Linked DNA regions of Homo sapiens: region 1 is linked to region 2. The links are chromatin contacts, found by Hi-C or POLR2A ChIA-PET in ENCODE. All regions are on one chromosome and are shown on one strand. The core of a region is the stretch at or near the end of the contact, and the rest is flanking DNA. Distances in the headings are between cores, read along the strand shown. Region 1 holds the start of TSPAN8 (tetraspanin 8). Region 2 holds the start of LGR5 (leucine rich repeat containing G protein-coupled receptor 5).

Region 1 (7,100 bases), core at 4,384-6,883, 280 kb before region 2:
TTTATTCATCACTATGCCAAATAGTTACATATTTCTGCTTCATAAAAACACCTATAAAATACTGGTTGAAATGTCTTTTTCTTAAACATTTATCTAGTTAATTCCTACTTCTTTATATATATTAACTTATTTAATCATCACCACAAACCCATGAGGTAGATACTACTACTATCCCCATTTTTACAGATGAGGACAAATAAAGCACAGAGAGGTTAACCAATTTCCCCAAAGAAGCACAGCTACTGATGAAGGAGCTGATGTTTATCCTGCTCTATCAACCAGTGGACTCTAATGCCTTTTGGTGCTGTTTTAGCTCCATGCTAATTACATAGGGTCAGGCAACCACTGTATTTACAAAATTCATACACTTCAGCCATTGTTAGGTCTTCATTTTGAAAGATTCCATCAACGGACACAATAAGATATAATTGTGTCCTATTCCTTTTAGTGTACCACCATCTCAGGGTTATGTCTGCTTTGCCTCCAATCTTTTAATTGCTCTCAGCACATCCAATCTCAATAAAATACAATGATGAATATCGAAATGCTGGATCCTGGACTCTCTCCAAGTTCAGACTTCTTTCTGCGCTCTTCAAACCTCGTCATGCACTGGCTTCCTTCAGTTACTAATACATTCAGCTTTACAATTTGGCTCCTCCCTATGACTCATTTGGGATTGATAGTGTACCTCATTCTTCTTTCCCTCATTAAGAACTGGCCTCTCTATAGCTCTCTGTCTCTGGTCATTATTCTACTGCATCCACGAGCCAAAGGCCCCATGTTTCATACTTACTCAGACCCCTAAAGCACCATAAGCATCTACGATATTCCTAGGCTTGAACTATCTGAGAGGAGCATTAAAAAATTGGGGCATTTCATCTATTTTTGAAACAAGACTAGGGAAATAGGTTTCGTACCTATAATTTATCTATTATCTGCAGCACCTCCAGTTCTCTAACTTGCATCAAACTCTAGCATGAGTGATCAGGAATAACTTTCACTTTTACATGTTTTTCTTCAATTAGTGATTCTAACAAATGGAAATCACCATATACTTATGGGGCATATCTCAAGTTGTCCCCCAAAAGAACCTGGTCTGTTTAGATTAAATGACCACATGCATATCTAAGAGATATTTTAACATCGGCTCTACTTTGCAAAGGCTCAGTTTTGCAAGTTATACCAGAAAGAATGCATTTGAAAACATAAGGCCCTGGGCATCTATAAGAAAACCACATCAGTGGGGTCATTAAAATTTTTACTTAAGTAAACATTAGGAATGTGACAAATTGCTAATTTCCTATGAAGGATTGTAAAATTCCAACTGAGAGCTCAGAGCTGAGCATAGACGGGAGAGTAGATATAGGAACCTTTCCTAACCTCAGAGATTCCTCCTGCTGCCTATATTTGAATTTAAAATATTGATGTCACCTCTTGGCTAAGAAGTTATCACTGGTTTTTATAATTGTTGCTCTCACTGAAAGACTCCATTTCAAAATCTCTTATGTAGAGATTGTAAATCCGACCACATATGCTGGTGGTAGGAATCACCAAGGCACGTTAGTTAGAAAGATCTAACTGAAAACTACAGCATCAGAAAGACTTGTCTCTGTTATCAAAGAAACAAACAGATAATGTAACCATAAAATAATCAGAGCTCTGGCCAGGCGCGGTGCCTCATCCCTGTAATCCCAGCACTTTAGGAGGCAGAAGTAGATGGATCACCTGAGGTCAGGAGTTTGAGACCAGCCTGGCCAACATGGCAAAACCCTGTCTCCACTAAAAATACAAAAAGTTAGCTGGGCATGGTGGTGCGTGCCTGTAATCCCAGCTACTCGGGAGGCTGAGGCAGGAGAATCGCTAGAACCTGGGAAGCAGAGGCTGCAGTGACCCGAGATCATGCCGCTGTATTCCAGCCTGGGCAACAGAGCGAGACTCTGTCTCAAAATAATAATAATAATAATAATAATAATAATAATAATAATAATAATCAGAGCTCGCCAGGAAAGCAATGATAATATCTGGGTGTGGCATGGTACAGACCTCTACAATCTACCCTGAACCCTATCAAGGTAGGTAGGTAAATAATCCTGAATCTATAACCTACCCCTTCCTAGACTATTATTTTGATAATTTAGATCTATTCCAAATTTCTGATTAGCTGTTTAATGAAACACTGACCTCTGATGTCTTCATAATAGCTATTAGCACTTTCCAGGATGTTTTAATACAACAAAGATATATTTTAACTGTTTCATTATTTGAAGATTGCTACTGGTTTCAGTGCTTTGGAACATCTTTAATAAAATAGGAGCCTTGCATTTATTAGCATATTAATATTTTGGTTTGTTTAAATGTGCCATATATATTCTGTATTACATAAGGAAAACAATGACTATAGCTCTTTAAAGACAGATATCAGAACTTGGTGGAGAAATGGCTGATTCGAGGTCTGGACAGGAAATAAGCAAGTGATCTGGAACATGTCAAACCAAATACTAAAGAGGCTATCAAAGTTATTAGGATCATTTCAAAAGAACTTGAGTCACCTTGAAGAAGCTCCTGATGGCCAGAGATGGAACAAATTGCACATTAATAAGGGTAAACATTGTAATGGAGCTGATCTATTGTTTCATAAGGATACTTAAAGAAATACTAACTTATCACTGTTGGATAATATTAGTAACTTAACTCATCACTTGCAATCTGGTAAGTAAAGAGTGAGAAAGAAGTATTTTATGCCACTTAAAAAATATTAAAAATGGGATACCCAGGTAATTAAACAGTAAATGAGAAGTTTCTCCTTATAGAAAGTGTTCCAGCTAATAAAGAAAGAAAAGTTGATGAAACTAGAATATCATCACTTTGAACCACTTAATGAACTAATGATGGATTTTGGCACTTGACCATCAATGGCTACGAACGTCACAAAAGAGGGACACAATCAAACCTCCAGTGCCTCCTCATGAAAGAATACAAAATCACTTATGATTGTCGTGTGAAAAAAAAAGGACCTTGAATTGTATCAGGCTGCACCACAGGTATGCAAACAGCAAAATCCAGACTGTGGGCAATGTGATAAAACAAACAACACACACCAGTGCATAAAATTTCAGTAGGGAGAAAAAGAGATGTTGACTGAGGGAGAATCAACAGATTAAAATAGACATGAAACATATATTAACCAACCACACAGTGTGGACCTTATTTAGATCCTGATTCTAACAGGAACATTTATGAGGTAATCGGAAATTTCAGCCCTGAATGGGCTCAAATTTGACAGTTTGATTAAAATTGTCAAATCAATTTGACAATTGATTTAAAAAATTCTTATTAAATTTTTAAAGTGTAATAATGATATTGTGGTAACATTTTTTTTTTTCTGAGATGGAATCTCACTCTGTCGCCCAGGCTGGAGTGCAGTGGTGCGAGCTCGGCTCACTGCAACCTCCCCCTGCCAGGTTCAAGCAATTCTCCTGCCTCAGCCTCCCAAGTAGCTGGGACTACAGGGGCGTGCCACCATGCCCGGCTAATTTTTCATATTTTTAGTAGAGGCAGGGTTTCACCATGCTGGCCAGGCTGGTCTCAAACTCCTGACCTTGTGATCCACCCATCTCGGTCTCCCAAAGTGCTGGGATTACAGGCGTGAGCCACTGCGCCTGGTTGTGGTTACATTTTTTCAAGAATTATTATGTTTCAGAGATATATACTAAAATGCTTACAGACAAAATTATATATCTGAGATGTGCTTCAAAATAATATGGGGTGGGGGAAGTGAATACAGTAAAAATGGAGAAAGATTGGCCATCTTTCTGTGGCCACCTGGGCTGGCCAATGGAGTTGATTACCTATCCTATCTTCTTTAGTGAATATTCAAAGTTCTCCAAAAAAAAAAAAAAAAAACAAACAAAAAAAAAACTAGAAACAAAACAAAACCAAAGAATACAGGTCTTTCTTTTTTTGTATAACCTGCTCCCAATGTTTAATCAATTTAAGTATCTCAAGGGAAGAAATGTATCAGAACTAACTAAAAAACTGGCATATATGTAGCATGAGCTACATTAAATATTTGCAAAAGCAGCCCATTTTTTTAACCTAAAAACAGCAGCCCATTTTTTTTGCCTTCTTTATTTTACTTTTTTAAATATTTACTTACTTATTTAAAAGTCACCAATATATCCATTTGTACTCATTAGCACTACTGATCATTGAATGGAAAATCAGTCTATACAATAAAGCTGTATTCATGTAGTTAAGTTTAATTAAGTTCATCATTATTTTAATAGAACAGAAATATAGCAACACATAGGTATGAGATGTCTGTTTACTAAAGATCAGGTACAAAAACAAAACCAGAGTTCTTTCATCCTTGGAGTGGATAAGGTAGCTTTTAATCCAGTATACAAAATACTTTTTTCATTTAAATACTTTGTGCTATTTCCACTGATTGACATTTAAACAATCTTTAATTGTACCATATATGCTAAAAATGATAAGGTCAATGTCCCAACATCCCAGCCTGCTCTTTTCATACCTTGTTTTTCCATTATCTATTGATAGATATCAGTTATCAATTTGTTGGTTATGTCTATGTCAATGGACTTTCAAGAGAAACATAACAAATTGCTAAAATACAAATCCTGTCAATTAAAAGGTAGGGTGATGACACATCAAAATACTGACTTTAAAATGCCAATACATATATATATCCACGGTCTTAGTTTGATTTTCTTATGATTTAGGAATTTTATCATTTCCCCCTCAAGTTTTTCATGACCCATTTTTTTTGTCTTTGAGGCTCTGAAAATGATCTTTATTGTCCCACACCCTGCGATTCACCTGTTCAAACCCAGAAGTGAAGGGCGGGAATCAGGACCCGGGCTCCGGATGGAATCAGACCATGTTTTTACCACAGAGTCCTTAAATTAGGGAGGCCTGCTTGATATACAACTAAGGAAAATTGTCCTTTAATTAAGGGGCATTTGTGTTCCTCTGTGATTTTTTTTTGCAGCAATATGAAAACATTTATGAAATGTTTATCCTCACATTCTGAAGTGCACTTTTTTGAGTCCTTGGCTCATTTTCAATTACTGAAATAACCAAAGAAAGAACAAACAAATCCAAACAAGTACATGGAAAATACATTTTCCCCCTTCTCTTATTTCTCTAGTGTACAGTCTGTTCTTGTTTATGATATTTATATCAAGATCCCCTTTCTTGCATAAAATTGATAATTAAAAGGAAAACACTTACCCAGAACAAGAAGTTGAAGGTAAACATAGAATATTTTATACAGGCACTCACACCTGCCATTTCGGAAAAGGATTAGGAATCCAGATGCCGTGAATTTAACTATTCGTTACAGGCTTGTCCTGCAATATGCTCTGGAGCAACTTGCCTGCAGAGATTTCTGTATCCACGGCTTCAGAGCAGAAAGAGAAAGCAAAGAAGTAGAGGGAGGAATAAAAAGTTATTAAACTGGATAAAAAAATTAACCCACACATTTAAATATCGCAAAGGCTATTAACCCACACATTTAAATATCTCAAAGGCTATTAACTCACACATTTAAATATCGCAAAGGCTATCTCCAGGCAAGTATGTTCCTTTGCTTGTCATAGCTCCTGGGGCACTGGGCCAGGATATTTATGATCCTTTCTCAAAAACTGCCTCCTCTAAAGTAAACAGATATCAAGTGAAGGGAATGGCACTGGATCAGGCAAGAGAATGGCACAGTGCTACTAAGTTCTTGGCTTTCAGAAACCACTGCCTGACTTCCCCGCCCTCCATTTCAACTATGGGGAAATAAGGTTGTTTTGTTCTGAGTTAAATGGACATTGTATCTCTACTCATTTTTGCATTGCATTTTCTCAATACTACAAAATTCCTTCTAAATGCAATAAAATGCATTTAGAAATCTGCAAAATATCAAAGCTTAGACATAGCAACCTGTTATCATTAAACCTAGAATAGTAAAATAACCATTACATGTATCTGCCCTCCAAAACATCTAAATTTATTTCAAAAGAATTCCAGAGCTGCCGTAAATACACCACAGAAATTGCAGAGGGAGAGGCAGCCTTGCCTATCATGATAAGACCATTTGCTTTTTATCTTTATTTCTTTATGATACAAAGGGAAAGAAATCATAAAGTGGCACTGACTGCAACATTGTTTTCATTTTATAATGCGTAGTCATTCTGATAGCTTGGTTTGTTTTTAAGGTGGACACTGTAATTTCCTTCCTCTGATAAATTGTATCTAGCAACAGCTGTTCTCCACCAACTCAGTTTCTGGATTCCAGGTCCTCCCGGACAAAAAAATTCAAAATGGGAAGGTGGTCATGGATCAGTGACCATAGATTTTACTATTTGTTTCTAGTGCTAATAGAAGGCAGCTGTCTCAGGTAAAGGCAAAATGCTCCGACATCATCAGGGAGGTGTGGACTGCTTTGTGTAAACAGCCTGGGTCATGTTAGTTTCCACATCCTGCCTCTCAAAGGGAGTTCTTCTCCCCCTAAATAAAAGAACCCTCTACTTTAAAAGGTTGTTGAGAAAATTATTCTTTAGAATCTTTGCTAAGTTTTACACGATAAGCAAGCATGAACTCCTTACAAAAGAAAAATATTATTTCTAATTTTCACTGGCATACAATGTTTTTGAAACAATTCTACTCCCTGACTACAAATACAATATATTTTAATGCATTATCAACAATAATATATAGCGTTAAAGGCCAAATTTAGGATTAATTCCAAAAATAATGGCTTAATATATAAATCATCACTAAAATTGTTTGTGTTCTCTTTCCTACTAGAAAATGGATAGTTTCACAACCTTCTATTGAGATATTTTGTATATAGAATAATCCAAGGCTGAAAGAATAATTTCAGATTGAATGAAAACCAAAATTGATTCATAGTCCCAGAAATGATTATTTATCAGAGGCTAAAATTAAAAAAAAATTACAGATTTAAATGCTGCTTTGTTGAAAAGAATGTATTGAATACTACCAAATTTTAGTTTGAAATAGATATTTTGGTGGATGCTGAACATCCTTAAAAAGAATACTGTGTAGTCTTTAGTTGAATCACTCTTGAA
Region 2 (6,719 bases), core at 987-3,486:
ACACATTTTTAAACAACCAGATCTCATGAGAACTCACTATCATGAGAACAGCAAGGGGGAAATTCACCCCCATGATTCAATCACCTCCCACCAGGCCCTTCCTCCAATGCTTGGGATTACAATTCGACATGAGATTTGGGTGGGGACACAGAGCCAAACCATATCACTATTCAAAGGAAAAGACGTTATTATATGAAGAAGACACATGCACACGTATTTTTATTGCATCTCAGTTCACAATTGTAAAGATGTGGAACCAACGTAAGTGCCCATCAACCAGTGGGTGGATAAAGAAAATGTGGTATACATACAGCATGGAAGAGTACTCAGCCATAAAAAGGAATAAAATAAAGTCTTTTGTAGCAACTTGAAGGGAGCTGAAGGCCATTATTCTAAGTGAAGTAACTCAGGAATGGAAAACCAAATACCATATTTTCCCACATATAAGTGGGAGCTAAGCTATGAATATGCATAAGCATACAGAGTGTTAAAACGGATTTTGGAGATCCCAAAAAGGGAGGGTAGGAGAAGGGTGTGGGATTAAAAACTACATATTGGGTACAACATACACTACTTGGGTGATGAGTGCACTAAAATCTCAAAATTCACCGCTGTATAATTCATCCATATAACCAAAACCCACTTGTACCCCCAAAAGCCATTGAAATTTTTTTTAAAATGTTTAAAAAAAGGAAGAAAGACACAAGGTAGGCATTCTTTAAATGTGGAAAGAATGGCTAAGGGAAGCAAGAATAATGTGAGAATAAGCACAGAGTAGCAGTGAATGTGGTATACATAGGGAAAAGTGAAGGAAAAGGGTGTCCAGAGACGCGGGCTCTCTGTACTGATTGTGCGGAAACCGGAGTTAACTCACAATTTTCAGTGGCACTAGCACTGTCAAGTGCTTTGTTTGTTGTTTGTTTTTTCACCCAAGAAAGGAAGATGTTCAGACTACAGATTGTGGTCAAGAAATTATATATTTTAGGTGAACAAACAGCGAGGTTTGGACATGAAGGAAGGCACATACACTGCACAGAGAAACAGCTCTTCCCAACTCTAAAATTTAGACGTTTATTTGGGAAATTTTGTTGGGCAGTCTAAATGCAGGAAGATTAAAAAGGACTTGGAAAATCAACAGGGTATCCTGCCTTCATGATGCTGTGAGGCATTGTGCCCCAGAGTGAAAACTGCATTTTTGTGAGTTGGTGTGGCAGGCTTGGAATACCACCTCTTTCAGCAGCTCACTCAGGTCTGGCGAGGGCTATTTGTACCTCAACGAGGGCTTCTCTCCAAGAAAGCCCTGAATCCTTTTCCTCCTTTTTCCTGCAGATTCACTATAGGACACTTTTTGAAGCAAGAGCATGCATTTTCCCCCTGGCGCTCTGCAGCGGTTCTCAGAGCCCAGTGTCACTCACATAGGTGGGACTGCTCTCAGTTCAGAGAGCGCTGGGACACTTAAGATGAAAAGTCCCTGGAAGTTAGCAAACAGCCATCTGTCACTCTGGCATCGATTTACTAAAAGTGACTTCTAGGGTATTCTAAACCACTTTTAAAAAACAAATGAGTCACTTCGACTTCCTCACCCCGCAAGAGATAGGAAGGCAGCAGTGGAGTGCTCGCTCAGGAGCTGTATTTGTTTAGCGATTAGCCTAGAGCTTTGATTTTAGGGCAAAAGCGAGCCAGACAGTGCGGCAGACGTAAGGATCAAAAAGGCCACCTATCATTCGCCGGGGACGCCTGCCTCCTTACCCTGATAACGTAACTATTTCTCTGCATAGGATTTTAGTTTTTGTGTTTTTGTTTTGTTTTATTCTGTTTAATCACTTCAAGTATCTCATCCATTATTTGAAGCGGGCTCGGAGGAAACGTGCCGCATCCTCCAGTCCTTGTGCGTCTGTTTAGGTCTCTCCGAAGCAGGTCCCTCTCGACTCTTAGATCTGGGTCTCCAGCACGCATGAAGGGGTAAGGGTGGGGGGGTCCCCTATTCCGGCGCGCGGCGTTGAGCACTGAATCTTCCAGGCGGAGGCTCAGTGGGAGCGCCGAGAACTCGCCAGTACCGCGCGCTGCCTGCTGCCTGCTGCCTCCCAGCCCAGGACTTGGGAAAGGAGGGAGGGGACAAGTGGAGGGAAAGTGGGGCCGGGCGGGGGGTGCCTGGGAAGCCAGGCTGCGCTGACGTCACTGGGCGCGCAATTCGGGCTGGAGCGCTTTAAAAAACGAGCGTGCAAGCAGAGATGCTGCTCCACACCGCTCAGGCCGCGAGCAGCAGCAAGGCGCACCGCCACTGTCGCCGCTGCAGCCAGGGCTGCTCCGAAGGCCGGCGTGGCGGCAACCGGCACCTCTGTCCCCGCCGCGCTTCTCCTCGCCGCCCACGCCGTGGGGTCAGGAACGCGGCGTCTGGCGCTGCAGACGCCCGCTGAGTTGCAGAAGCCCACGGAGCGGCGCCCGGCGCGCCACGGCCCGTAGCAGTCCGGTGCTGCTCTCCGCCCGCGTCCGGCTCGTGGCCCCCTACTTCGGGCACCATGGACACCTCCCGGCTCGGTGTGCTCCTGTCCTTGCCTGTGCTGCTGCAGCTGGCGACCGGGGGCAGCTCTCCCAGGTCTGGTGTGTTGCTGAGGGGCTGCCCCACACACTGTCATTGCGAGCCCGACGGCAGGATGTTGCTCAGGGTGGACTGCTCCGACCTGGGGCTCTCGGAGCTGCCTTCCAACCTCAGCGTCTTCACCTCCTACCTGTAAGTACTTCCCCACGTCACTCCGGGAGAGAGACTAAGAGGGGAAGGAAGGTTCGTCCAAGGCGAGGCTGGAGGCTCCTCGGCGCCCGCCTGCTCGTGGGGGAGGGGGGCGAGTTTGTCAAGGGCATCCTGGCCAGGCCTGTTAGGGCCCCCAGAGAAATGCACGTGTCTCGGGGAGTAGCGTGCCGGCACTTTCTGGACCCGCAGAGAAATGGCTTCGAGTGCAACCCGGGAAAGCGCTGCTGCGCCGCAGCTTCCCAGTCCAGCGCTAGAAACATCGCAGGGCGAATTCCTGCAAATGCAGGCATTTGCGTGCGGAGTGGACATTTGTGACCCAGAGCCTGGTACCCAAAGGCAGGCTGCCATCTGGTCCCCGCCCCAACCGCCTCTCTGCGTCTAGTCGCATTCCACGAAAAGATGGTCTGTAGAAAGTTTCCCCAAAGGAGAAACAACTTGCCCAGCTCCAAAGGGTTTTTAGTCTGCATCCCTTGCACTGTGACGTGATGTAACCTTTTTGGGGTTTTTTCCTCTTTTCCTCCCTTCCTTCCTCCCTTCTTCCTTCCTTCCCTCCCTCCTTTCTTTTTATTTTCTTTCTTTTTTAACGGCGTGATTAAAATGTGGCAACCACAAACCCCGATTAGAGCTGCCAGAACGTTATCTTTACCTTTGGCTGCCCGCGCCGCCCTTTGAAGTGCCCGCGGCCGCTGTGTAATCTTTAACCATCTCTTCCCCCGGGGAGGAAAGGGGAAGTGGGCTGAAGGCTGTTGGGCTGGTAAACAGCGGCACCGACACCCAAAGGGAGACCTGAAGCTCTCTATCATCCCTGGGGGATTCTCCCACCCCTTCTCTCCCCACTGCAACTTCCAAAGCCCTGAGGCGGCGGCTCATTGCGTAATTTTTTCTGTGGAAAACCCAGGCCCGAAGGTAACAGGTAGTTGGGTGAACGCGGTGACCCAGGAGGAACCCTATTCTCGGAGACCAAGGCGACTACTCTCTCCACCCCCGTGCAAAGCATCTGGGGCTTCATTCCTTCCAGCAGAGAGGCCAGGTTCTAGGCCACTCTGGGAAACAGGTGCTCCTTACCACAAGGTGAAACATTTAGGTTTTAGATCAAGACATTGCAGCGAGCCCACCCCAAGCCCATGCAGTCCCAGTTTTCGGCTTCTCTGATGTACCTTGGCAGGAGAGAGTTGGGATGTTTGTGAACCAGTTCTTCCATCTGTTTAGTTGTTTTCTGGAGGGAAGAAACATGAAGAGGCTTGCACAACATTTTCCACTAGGTAGTGATTCTTTTTCTGGAGACAGAGTGAGGAAGAAAAAAACATCTTTTACTTGCTTTAATATTGTCTTTAAAGAAAGGTACCATTCTGCTAGATTTTAGGATTGGTAGATGGCAGGTCGCCTCCTCCTCTACCATAAAGCTATTTTGACTGCTTTTTCTTTTTTACCTGAAAGAATGTTAAAACTGTTTCCCCACCAGGTTTCCCTTCAATTGCACTCGTGCATGTGGTAGTGATATCGTTCCAGGAATGGAAATCTCTCCTAAATGATCACGCTCTCAGAATTCACATTTCCTCCTCCTGAACAGCTATCTCTACTACAAAGCAGAATACTCATCCCCAACCACTCTAGTTTAACTGCTAAAGTCAGTGTTGCAAGGATCCCGCGCTCTCCAATGCAGTGAATTTCTGAGACCAGTTTGGCAATTTTGCTTGGCAGCCTATAACTCCTCTTCCCCATCACCCTGAAGAAGTTTGACTGTATGCAAGGGAGGTGTGCAGTACCCCCAGACACTTAACTTACTATTTAAATCATACATTCATTATAAAATATGTTTAAGGATACAGAAAATAAGCTTATGAATAGTTCCAGATTGCTTGCTTCTCTCACTTGAAAGAACAAACATTTGTTAGGCTTCCGTTACTAAAAGTTGGCATAAAATTCTGCTTTAAACCATTTCCCACATACCTCAAATGCATTTAACTGTGTCCTCCATGTGCTCAGGGGAACTTACTGCCACCTACTGCCAATGTTCCCTATCTATCTATAGATAGAACAATCTATCTATCTATATTATAGATAACCTCTTGAAGTTAAGATACTATTAGGAAATTAAGTGCCATATTATTCTCATGTGATGACAGCCTGTACCCTGGCCTAAGAAGACATTTTCCCAGTGCCCTGTGAAATATTAAACTCAGAGTATCTGTAAAAAGTGATACAGTAAATGTTAAATACTTATTTCTAATGCAACACAGTTCAGGGAATATGAGTGCTGAATATAGAAGTCAGTCCTGAAGTAAATAAGCAATGTGGTGTTCTTTATAATGTGTGATTTCATAATTTGGTGTCCCTATATACTAAAAAATGCCAGGGCCCATGGGATGCCCTTTGAGCAGGTATTGAGGGTTTGGGGGCTTTGTTGGTTTCTTACAACCAGAGGAACGCTGTGCAGACATTAAGGGTAGATGATGCCCTCTTTTGGTTACACCTAGTATTCTCTGACCATTTCTGTCTTCACTTGTGCAGCCAAAACATAAAAGAGGAATTTTGATTTATTCATATTCAAATAAATGAGTATGTGTTCTACTGATTTTCTTATTTGAAGGAATAACTTCCCTTTGATGTTGAAAGGGAACACAAAGTTATAGCTCCACTCCACTGGGGCCCAGTAGAAATTAAGCCTTGATGAAAAAGTTGCAGTGTACCAAGACTGATGTGGTAAAAAGCCAGAACTACTATCTTTTATTATTTGTAAGAGGTTATCATCATTTATTTAGTCAAAATGTTATCACCCAATCCCCTTCAAAAAAAGAACAAGCATTTCCTTTTCTTCAAACAGATTGATGATGGCAAGTTCCAGCTGTACACATTTGGCAAGTAGCTGTACACATTTACCACAATCTGAGAGCTGGCTAGTCAGACTTGTAGGTAAAGAAAGTTTCCTACATCTCTTCACAGAATGCAAACACTATTTATGTGCCATTTTGTAATCTTTTTTTCCCAGAAAAGCAAAATTTTAAGCCAGTGCAAATATTAATATTGATTCTCTTTTCTTACTGAGCTGCCTTCCACAGTAGGTCTTTAACTGGACCAATAAACCGAGTGAAAACGCTGGAAAAATCTCAGTCTTCATCTCTTCTCTCCCCCTGCTGCCCCAGCAAGTGGTTATGGGCTCTGATTTTACTAACAGGGGCTAATAAAGTTTACTTAGCAGAAAATAAGGAACGCACCAAGGTTGAGATATAAAAGCAGACAATAATGGTTTACAACATTTAATACCAGTTGTGATCTGTCCTAAATAAAGTAGTTCTAACATCTAATCTTAGTATAGGTAAGTTATTTTAATGCATCAAATGTGGACATTTTTATTAATAGGGTCTTAAAAGTAAACTCCTCTCTGCTACTTTGATGTGTCTGTCTAGTTAGTGTGACATTCAGATAGAAAACTGAATCCTAATGAAGATCCTAATATAATAAATATACTTTTCTTTATTGGTCCAGAACAGCTATTTTATTTTAAAAAGAAAACTGAATTTTTCTTTGCTGTTCCTTAAAGGCATTCACATTTCATCCACAAGCAAATGTATGTTATATAAACCAAAGGGACCAAGAGAAAAGATTTTTTTTTTTAATTATATGTAGTTTGGTTACTTTTTCATATGTAACTTTGAAACAAAATTTAATTTTACACATAACTCCTAAAACTAATGTTAATAAGAATGGAACAAAAGCCACAATTAGTTAAATCAGGCACCGCCTTAATATCATAAATGTGTTTTAAGTGTTTAAGATGCAGTTTCAAGATGAAAGATCCTTTTTAGGATCTTCTTTGAAAATGAGTTAATATAGTTCTGCTTCTCTTATCTTAAATAAAAGAAAATGTACTTTAGAAATGATTACAAAAATAGTAACTCTTATAACAGCCTTAACATTTAGATCAATTACAAACATTATACAGTTTGCTCTAAAATGTACTTTTAGAATT

The links. A loop is a pair of places that touch in the nucleus more often than their neighbours do. ChIA-PET counts read pairs that join two places held with the same protein, here RNA polymerase II (POLR2A).
Region 1: a loop to region 2 is called in a map of HepG2, with 3 times the contacts of the local background. The contact joins the promoter of TSPAN8 here to the promoter of LGR5 in region 2. A Hi-C loop is called at or near these places in 2 of 168 maps with a recorded cell type or tissue (both HepG2). POLR2A ChIA-PET finds 5 or more read pairs at or near these places in 1 of 52 experiments (HepG2).

Annotation. Positions count from the first base shown.
Region 1 is chr12:71,152,366-71,159,465 of GRCh38, forward strand. It overlaps TSPAN8 (tetraspanin 8), which reads right to left and starts at 5,634. Exons shown (of 9, transcript NM_004616.3): 1 at 5,565-5,634; 2 at 5,254-5,422. The coding sequence starts at 5,313.
Region 2 is chr12:71,437,562-71,444,280 of GRCh38, forward strand. It overlaps LGR5 (leucine rich repeat containing G protein-coupled receptor 5), which reads left to right and starts at 2,237. Exons shown (of 18, transcript NM_003667.4): 1 at 2,237-2,731. The coding sequence starts at 2,520. LOC124902962 (a long non-coding RNA gene) reads right to left here. Exons shown (of 3, transcript XR_007063364.1): 2 at 3,907-4,026.